Linked DNA regions of Homo sapiens: region 2 is linked to region 1. Evidence: chromatin contacts called from ENCODE Hi-C or POLR2A ChIA-PET data. All regions are on one chromosome and are shown on one strand. The core of a region is the stretch at or near the end of the contact, and the rest is flanking DNA. Distances in the headings are between cores, read along the strand shown.

Region 1 (4,144 bases), core at 1,023-3,522:
TTGTCACTTCAGTGTGGCCAGACTTCAGAGTCTCTATCTTTGGCTCCAACCTCTCTCCTAATCTCCATGATCAGATTTTCCTCTGTCCCTGGAAGCTGCTACCTTGCTGTTATTGCTCCTGACCTTGGGGCCATGTCAGGCGTGCCCTGCTGTCTCCCCAGGGGTCCCGTGATCTCTGTTGGCCACTCGCATGAAGGCCCAGCCTCCCCACCCTGACGGCAGGTGTGTCTCCCGCTTTCCCACCAGCTAGGCCAGGCGGCCTTCCCCTCTCTAACCTGTGCTCCGGCTTTTCTCCCTCGCACTTAGCTCCTGCCCCCTCCGCCGGGCCTGGGCCGTTGTGCTCCGCCGACCACGGGGGCTGGAACAGTGACGGCGGACCCCTGTGTGGAGGACAGAGCCCGGAAGAGAGAAGTCCTGGGGCCTGCTGGCTGGTCGAGGGAGTGAAGGGGTGCATGATGGTGTCCTGGGCTGCAGTGATGCAGGGAGCGCCCCCCGCCTCCTGTGTGGGGTGGGTTCCGGCCCGATGCGGGGATTTTTGGCAGTCCCTGAGACCCACAGTCCCTCCACAGGCTGGTGTCCTCCAGCTGAGATGTGTCCTGAGGTTTCCCGGGTCGCACGATGGCGTTCTGGAAATTGGAGAAGTGTTGGTGGAGTGGGACTGATACGTGGATGCTGTGATTTTCGTTCCTTTACGCGTCAGTTTGAGGGAACTCGATGGACTTTCGCTAGAACCTATGATCCAGATGAGGAAGGGGCAAGGAGCCCAGTGTGGCAACCCTGGCCCCAAGTGACTCCTCTGCCCACAGGCCGCTTTCCACCACCGGCTCAGAGCCTCCCCACCTCCCCACCCCGGCCCAGCTTGTCTGTCCATATCTGTTTCCAAACACCCTTCCCGCTGGCTCTGCCATTCCCACCCTGCGTCATCCCCAGTCCTGTCCTTGGTTCCTGGCCTGGCTCCTGGACCATCACAGCAGCTCTCTCCTCTCTCTTCCTGGGCTCAGGCATCTTCTCACCCTTCAGGAACGGGGAACCAGGGAGAGGGGGCACAGAGTCTGGACCTTGGGCATGCTGAGAGGCAGCTGAGGGTTAATGAGGCCAAGATATAATGTCACAAAGTGCAGGCCACGTCCCGGCGGTACCGCCTGTGAGCCAGGTCCCCTGGAATGCCACTCTCCCCCAGCATTTGTGTCCCTAACCGAGAAATGAGGCGAAAACGTCTCCCTCCCTGGCAGGGAGGTTCAGGGTGTGTTTGAAGAAATGGCAGTTCCCTTTGCCCAACCACACGCATCTTCATTGGGAAAATCTGGCTCCGCACCTCATCTGAATGCACGGCCCTGTGCAGCCGACAGCAGGGCTGCTCTGCGACCCGGGAGTTTCCAGCTGCCTGGGGATGGACTTGGCGTCAGAGCCCAGCGCTGTTCTTTGAGTCCTGCTCCCATTTGGAAATGAGGGGCCCCGGAATCCTGGGCTTCCTACCAGAGGCCTGTGATCGTGGGGGAGGCGCTCTGCACATGAGGGTGGGTGGGTGGGTTTAGTCAGAGGGTGGTTATTACTGTTTTTGCCTTTGAATTTGTGCATCTGCAGTGGCCGAGGCGGGGAGCCGGCAGGAGCTTGCTCTCTTGTGGGGGACATGCAGTCGCCCGGCCTCAGGTGGGTGGGAACTCATGTCTTTAGTTACCCATGCTAGCGTTTCTAAACCTCATATCTGTGGTATAGGGTAGTGGTATAGGGTATTGGTTGGTAACCTTTCTCTGTAAAGAGCCGTATGGTAAATACTTTTGGCTTTTTGAGCCACGGGCTCTGTCACAGGAAAGCAGCCGTAAGCCATATGTCAATGAATGGGAGTGGCTTTGTTCCAGGAAAACTTTCCTTACAACCATAGGTGGTGGGCTGTTTGCTGAGCAGCAGTGCAGAGAAAGCCCCCAGCCTCGAGGCTGGCCCACCCGCCTGCTGCCTGCCTGTTGGCCATGTGGCCCCTTGGGGCTTCTGTCCTGTGCATTAGGCGAGCAGGCAGCCAGCGCTGACAGGGTTGACGGACGCACGGATGGTCTCCTTCTCTCTGACCTCGGGAGACGGTAGATGTGTCCAGGACACCTGCTGTGCCTCTCTGCGTCACTCCAGGCACCGGATTATCTTCTGTGGCTTCTCTTTTTTCTCCAAGTCAGAGCTGGAGGGCATGGGGCGGTTGTTTAGTAGAGCCTGGGGAGGTGACTTGCCCCCTTGTCTCTGCAGTTCTCATTTCCTAATCTCCAGCAGCCTGGGGCGGAAGTGAATTTATGGTCTCCCTGCGGCCGTGCTTGCCGGGGCTCCCCACCCAGCATTTGGAGGAGCCCTGCCCAGGCGATTACAGGTTGGTAGCTGATCAGCTAAACTGGATTATTCATTATGGTTGGGAGTGAATTGAAATTGCAAAGGGCAATTTTCCTTCTCACATTTCAAGGTCAGATGAGAGTATTTGCCGTGTGGCCTCTGTTTATCTGGGAATGCAAATTGAATTTGGTGATTCCAGTTGACGAGATGTTGGGAACAGAGCGTTCATCAGAGGCAGAGTCGGGGAGAAGTGACCGGGAGGCCAGGCTGCAGCTTCAGAGCCTGCTCCCCTGGCCGTTCCTTTGATTGGTAATTATTTCAGCCTTTGGTCTTCTCATTCTCTGGTTTTGTTTCCGCTGTTTGGATTTTTATTTTTTTCAGAAAAATGTGTATTGACACTTGGAGGCATTTAAGATTGGGATTAGATAGAGTAAATAACAACAGCTGCGTGCCACGCTGAGCCTGATGTCCTGGGGCACCTGCCCTCTCGGAGTCCCAGCCCCTTCCGAGTCTGAACCTGCCCCCCAGGGAGGAGGGCTTGCCCCTCTCTTTCACCTGCAAGTGCCCACCTGTGCCACTGAGTGCGGCTGCCCGGCCCCAACCTCATGACGGTGTGGGGGCTGAGCTGGCCACGTGGACTTGAACCCGAGTCTTCAGCGAGGCATTCACCCCCTCCCAACCGCTGGCTCGGCCAAGCCCCTGCACTTGCCCTCTTCTGAGAGACACATGGAACGTGTCACCTGTGTGGCAGTGCTGTTGCTTGGCCCGACTGGGGCATCTCCCCCCAGCCCTATGGGGGTGCCCAAGGCACGGCCCTGGAGACCCTGGAGGTCAGTACAGTGGTGTCCTGGGGGACACGGTGGCTTCTGAGCCCCTTTGTCCTTGGGGATGTGGGGACTGGGGCCGGTGCTGCCGCTGTCCTCCCAGATTCTGGTGGAGATTTGAACCCAAGTCCTCAGCGAGGCATGCCACCTCTGAGCCCCTTCCTCCTCAGGGATGTGGGGTGGGGGTGGCGCTGCTGCTTTCCTCCCAGATTCTGGTGCAGACTAAACGAGGTCATGTACCCAGGAGCACCCCCTGCAGCCGAAAGCTGCTCGGGCGAGAGTGGGAAACTGCTCAGGAGGCTCGGCCTCCGAGTTCAGACATGGAGGGGCCCTGGCCGCCAGCCTCCTCTGCTTTCTTCTTCAGTCCTGGGTAGATGAGAAGCATAAACTCTGATCTGAATCTCCAGCAGCTCCTGATCAGGGAGCATCTCCTGGCTCAGCCGCGGAGGCCCCGTGAGCGTGGGGCAGGGGAGGAACTGGGACCTCTTGATGCTCTCGTGCTTCACGACGGACGCACGCGTCTGATCCAGTCCTCCCCTGCCCATTCGCAGCGAGGGGCCTGGTGGCCTCAGTTCCATCCAAGAGGAAGGAGAAGGCCAGAGGTGGATGGAGCGCTCAGAGCCTCCGGATAGTGGGTTGACGTGGGGGATCCTGCAGGTAGGCGGGACCCTCTCAACCCTGTAGGTCCCAGGGCAGTTGTTTCCCTGCCTCTCTGCAGAGGCAGCTATTGATTCCCATTCTCAGGCGGCTCCTCAGATACACAAGGAGCCTGCGTCTGTCGTGCCGGTCTCCAGGCCGGAGCTGGGGGCTTCGATGGCAGAGACGGCTCCTCTCTGTGGTGAGTGGGGGCCCTTCCCCGGTGTTCCCTCTTAGCAAGGAGCGAATGTGGATGCCTGAACATGCTCAGTGTTGCTTCTGCCCTGTCTGGGAACCCTGGCCTTCCGGGAGAGTATTTCTGAAACCAGTTCGTGCTCCATTTAAAATTTTGCCTCTAGATCCAGGCTGCTGCG
Region 2 (4,144 bases), core at 1,138-3,637, 59 kb before region 1:
AGTTTTTATTGTTAAGGGATGTGGAAGTGGATGAAATGTGAAACTCCCCCTTTTATTCAAGCACTAGAAAAAAATTTCATCCCAAATGCAATCACTTTCTGAGTGTTTAGCTCTGTGGCAGTTGCCATAGGAGATTGTTCCAGAAGCCAGTGGGTCCCAGGGCCATGGAGCCGCCCTTTCTGGCATGCAGGGACTGGGGGAAGGCAACTGCCATCAGCATTGCTTTCCAGCCGAGGTTGGGCATGGAGGCCTGGTTGCTCCTTGGGGTTTCTCCTGGCGGGGGCCTGGCCTCGTGCTGGGATGCGGGGCCGGCTCCCACCCACATCCATGGCTCTTGTTTTGGAGGAAGTGTCTAAGGCAGACGAGGCTCTTCATCTTGGAAGTGGCTAAGCCAGGGATGCCTGGCTTCTTTTCTCCCTTCTCCCTGGTCACTCGGCGTCCCTGCCCTGGTTGGCCTCTTGCTCCCGGCTTTGCGGCTGCGGCTGCAGCTAGGGCCTCGGAGGGCCATTCGGCCCTGGTGCACTCTCCGATTCTGAGGCGTGGAGGGTGGCACCGGCACCCTTCACCCTTCAGGGTCCTTTGAGGGTCCTGTGTAAGAACATGTGCAGGGCGGACGGGGGCTGCTGGAGGGGTGCTGGAGTCACTGTTTTACGTTTGGGCAGTGGTGAATGTGGCTGAGCCTTTGCCTCTGGGACACTGGCCTGGGGAAGGCCCAGAGGAAGCCACCAAGGATTGACAAGAGTGGGAGGCCTTGGGAGAGGCGTCTGCAGGGGCCACCTGGGCTTGGACGCTGTGTAGGTGATCTTGAGCCAAGCACAGGTCACAGAAGGATGCACGTCCTGCAGGGAAGTAGTTGAGGGCTTTGGAAGCCTGGCCACCTGGCCTGTGGCGTGCTGTGCTGCAGTGGAGCAGGGCAGGGACTGGGGGGGGGCGGGGTCCAGATAGTAGACCATAAAAACAGGGAAACTGAGGCCTGTGGGGGGAAAGAGACTCTACTTGGTGGAGTGAAGCCTAGAGCATGGATTTTTCTGATCTGTATTGTTACTTTTTAATATTTTTAGGCATAAAATTGTTTTTTATCATCTCAGGCCTAAACCACCCACAAAACCTTAGCCTTGAGGGTCGGGGGAAGTGTGGTCCGAGCTGCAGCTGGCCTCTCCACGCAGAGCCCCTCACACTGGCCCCTGCTGGAGCCATCTGGACGGGGGTCTGCCGAAGCCCGGCTTCCTCCCCCATCAGCCTTGAAGGAGAGTGGCGGGTGTCCTCTGTGGCTGTGGAGTTCTCAGCCTTGAAGGAGAGCGGCGGGTGTCCTCTGTGGCTGTGGAGTTCTCAGCAGTCTGCCTTTGGCCCCAGCCCCTGGCAGCTTCTCCCAGCATGAGTGTTGTATTTTCCATACTCTCAGGGTGCTGGGTCATTGGTAGTGTCTGGTTCCTCCTGAGACCAGAGGCAGGACACAGAGCTCAGGGCTGTGGCCCTGGGGGCATGGCTGGGGGAGTCACCTTCACTGCTGAGGGTGGGGGGCATCTCAGTGTGCGTCCTGGGGCCCGCAGCGCTCCCGCCTTGGCAAGCCCTGGACTGCAGCCTGTGAGCTCAGAGGGAGGGTGGTCCCGTGAGCTAGGGTGGGGTGGGGGTGCGGGGAGGGTGCTCCCATGGGTTGGCTGAGAGTACATTGCTGGCTCAGGGGGTCGGGCCGTGTGATCCCCGTGGCAGCCAGGGCTTAGGCTGTGGACATGGTGTGGGGTGCTTCCTGGGGGTTGGGCCCTCCTCACAGTCCTCGCCCTGTCTGGGTGGGCTGGCCACACAGGAGGGTGAGGCTGAGGCAGCCTCGCCTGCTCTTCCTCCTCGCCTCTGGCCTCGGTACCGGGGCGTCTGCTGAGGAGGAAGACCGCTTGTCCTGCTGGGACCTTGGGCCTCTCCGATGCATGTTGACTCCAGCTGAGAGGTGTTCTCCTTGCCTGTCCTGCTTTTCATCTGGAAAATCAGGTCCAGGACTCTTGCTTTGCAAGATGAGTGGAGAATTGAAGATTTCAGAAGTTCCCAACATCAAGCAGGTGCTCAGGGAATGGCGGCATTGTTTGCAGGAGTGGGGTCTGTGGTCTCTGTCACTGGGTCCTGCTCACTTGACCCCCGAGCCTTTCTTTCCTCATTTGTATTAGGGTCAGTTCCACCCTCAATGGGTTTCTTTGAAGGGTATGTGCAGCCTGCCTGGGGGAAGGCAGCGGAGTGCTGGCCTTCCTCTCAGTGCTTGCTTGGCCCCTGGGCCTGGGGTTCTCAGAGTGAGGTGCTGCAGGCGATGGCGGTGTGGCCTTGAGAGCGGGGGAGGCCCCATCTGCTGCTTCCCCTCCGGCTGACTTCTCCTAACAAGCCGGAAGTGTGCGTCTGGCATTCATGCCCCCAATCCCCACCTCTTGATGTGGTTCCTTCCGTTTTGTCAGTAGGATCTGTTTTCAACCTCTGCATGCTGAAGTGCTCATCTCTCTAGGCCACTTGGTCTGGCGCCCACCTCGTCGTGGTTCTCAGGATGCCTCATTTCATTAGGCTGAGTGGCTCTGGACTAAGTGCACCTGCAGAGCTGACCGCCCCACCGCCAGCCTGCTGAGCGCTGCCGCAGCCAGGACGGTGGCCAGGGAGCACGTCCCCTGGGGCAGCAGATGCATCCCCTTCCTTTCTCCTTCCCTTTGGACCCTGTATGCACCCCTGCATTCTCTCACCCTCTTTAGCAAGTTAAAAAAAAGCTGGCATTTCCTCCCACCCCCATGAAACCCTTTGTAACAGCAGTCTCAGGTCCGCAGTGTCAGGGGCTGCCCAGTGGTGGTGAGAGCGCAGCGTGGGTGCAGCCCTGGTGAAGGGCCTGGGACTCACAGCTCTGTGCTCTGATCATGGGCTGGCCCGCGCTGTCAGTACAGAAACGCCCTGTGAACTTCAGCTGCCATCATGGCCTGTGTCGTGTGGCTGGTGTCGTGTGGCCCTCGCATAGTTATCCGACATGGCACCGTCGGCACAGAAACGCTCTGTGAGCAGCAGCTGCCATCATGGCCGGTATCGTGTCCTCGTGTAGTTGCCCCATACGTCCACCTCCTGCTTGGCTTCCCCTCTTTGGAGCCTCCAGGGCCAGAGGAGCACAGTTCAGAAACTGCTGGTCAGGAGACCTTTCCTGGAGAAGTTTCTGTTCCGGTTGTGGATCTGGCCTGTGTGGGAGCCTGAGGTGGCATCTTTGAGGTGACCCGGGACCATGGGGAAAGCGCTCTGTTTCCTGGCTGAGGTTTTCAGGCAGTGCCATGGCACAAGCCTGTCTGCACCTGGGGCTAGAGGTGGCACGTGCAAGTCACAGAAGGGAAGGAGGAGACAGCCTGGGCCCCTCACTCACCTGGGCCAGAGGTGGTGTGTGCAAGGTGCAGAAGGGAAGGAGGAGGCAGTGTGGGCCCCTCACTTGCATGGGCCAAGCAGACCGGTAACATGCCTGCCGCTCTGTGACGTTTCTGTTAGAGAGCGGAAGGTGTCTGACCTCAGCTCCCCAAATCAGAAAACGGCATCTGGAGTGCCATATACGTTTGAGAAGAGGGTGCTTGGGTCAGTTCTGTCCTTTGCAAGCGAACATCTTTCTTGGCCCCCAAAAGGTGGTAGTAGAATGTAGATTTCCTCAAACATTTGGAGAAAACACAGAAATGAATACTACTTGAATGTTGTTTATTGTTGCTTCAGGAAGAGAATAGGGAGATGGGAGAAGGGCCCTTGCTGGGGTTGGTCCCTAAGTATTTTGGTGCCCTGAACTTCTGTTTCCTTGCTTATTTTGAAGGGGTTTGTGTGAGCCTAACCCCAGGAGAGCAGCCCACACCCCACAGCGGAGCCTAGAGCAGGGTCAGGGCTGCCAGGAGCTGCTATCTGGGGAGACTGAGGTGGGGTCCTCGAGGCCTCCTCTCTCATGCCCGGCACTGCCAAGCCCAGGGCATCATCAGTGGACTTGGGAGCATCCTCTTATGAACGCTTTTCTTGAGTTTCCCTGTAACTTGTTGTAAACTTTGTAAGCTCTGAGCCAAGAGCTTCCTTCTTAGCCTTGAAGCTGGCCACTGCCGGCTCCTTTCCATGCCGAGCTGGGATTCTTGGTGTGCAGGTGTGGAGAGCAGCTCCGGTGCCATCAGGCGAT

The links. A loop is a pair of places that touch in the nucleus more often than their neighbours do. ChIA-PET counts read pairs that join two places held with the same protein, here RNA polymerase II (POLR2A). Pooled maps may share reads with other maps.
Region 2: POLR2A ChIA-PET joins it to region 1 with 31 read pairs in PC-9. The contact joins two enhancer-like sites. A Hi-C loop is called at or near these places in 1 of 168 maps with a recorded cell type or tissue (astrocyte of the cerebellum), 1 of 37 single-sample maps with no recorded cell type and 1 of 50 pooled maps. POLR2A ChIA-PET finds 5 or more read pairs at or near these places in 1 of 52 experiments (PC-9).

The regions. Positions count from the first base shown.
Region 1 is chr7:2,077,904-2,082,047 of GRCh38, reverse strand. All of the region lies in intron 11 of MAD1L1 (mitotic arrest deficient 1 like 1), which reads left to right. Among named protein-coding and RNA genes, the nearest start is that of SNORA114, 9.1 kb to the left of the region's middle. RefSeq lists enhancers at 1,545-2,112, 2,113-2,682, 2,683-3,251, 3,252-3,821. Within about 2 kb of position 2,272, at least 3 of the 41 ENCODE cell types and tissues checked have a DNase peak (open chromatin) inside an H3K27ac peak, as active enhancers do.
Region 2 is chr7:2,136,779-2,140,922 of GRCh38, reverse strand. All of the region lies in intron 11 of MAD1L1 (mitotic arrest deficient 1 like 1), which reads left to right. Among named protein-coding and RNA genes, the nearest start is that of SNORA114, 50 kb to the right of the region's middle. RefSeq lists enhancers at 356-961, 2,263-2,402. Within about 2 kb of position 2,387, at least 5 of the 41 ENCODE cell types and tissues checked have a DNase peak (open chromatin) inside an H3K27ac peak, as active enhancers do.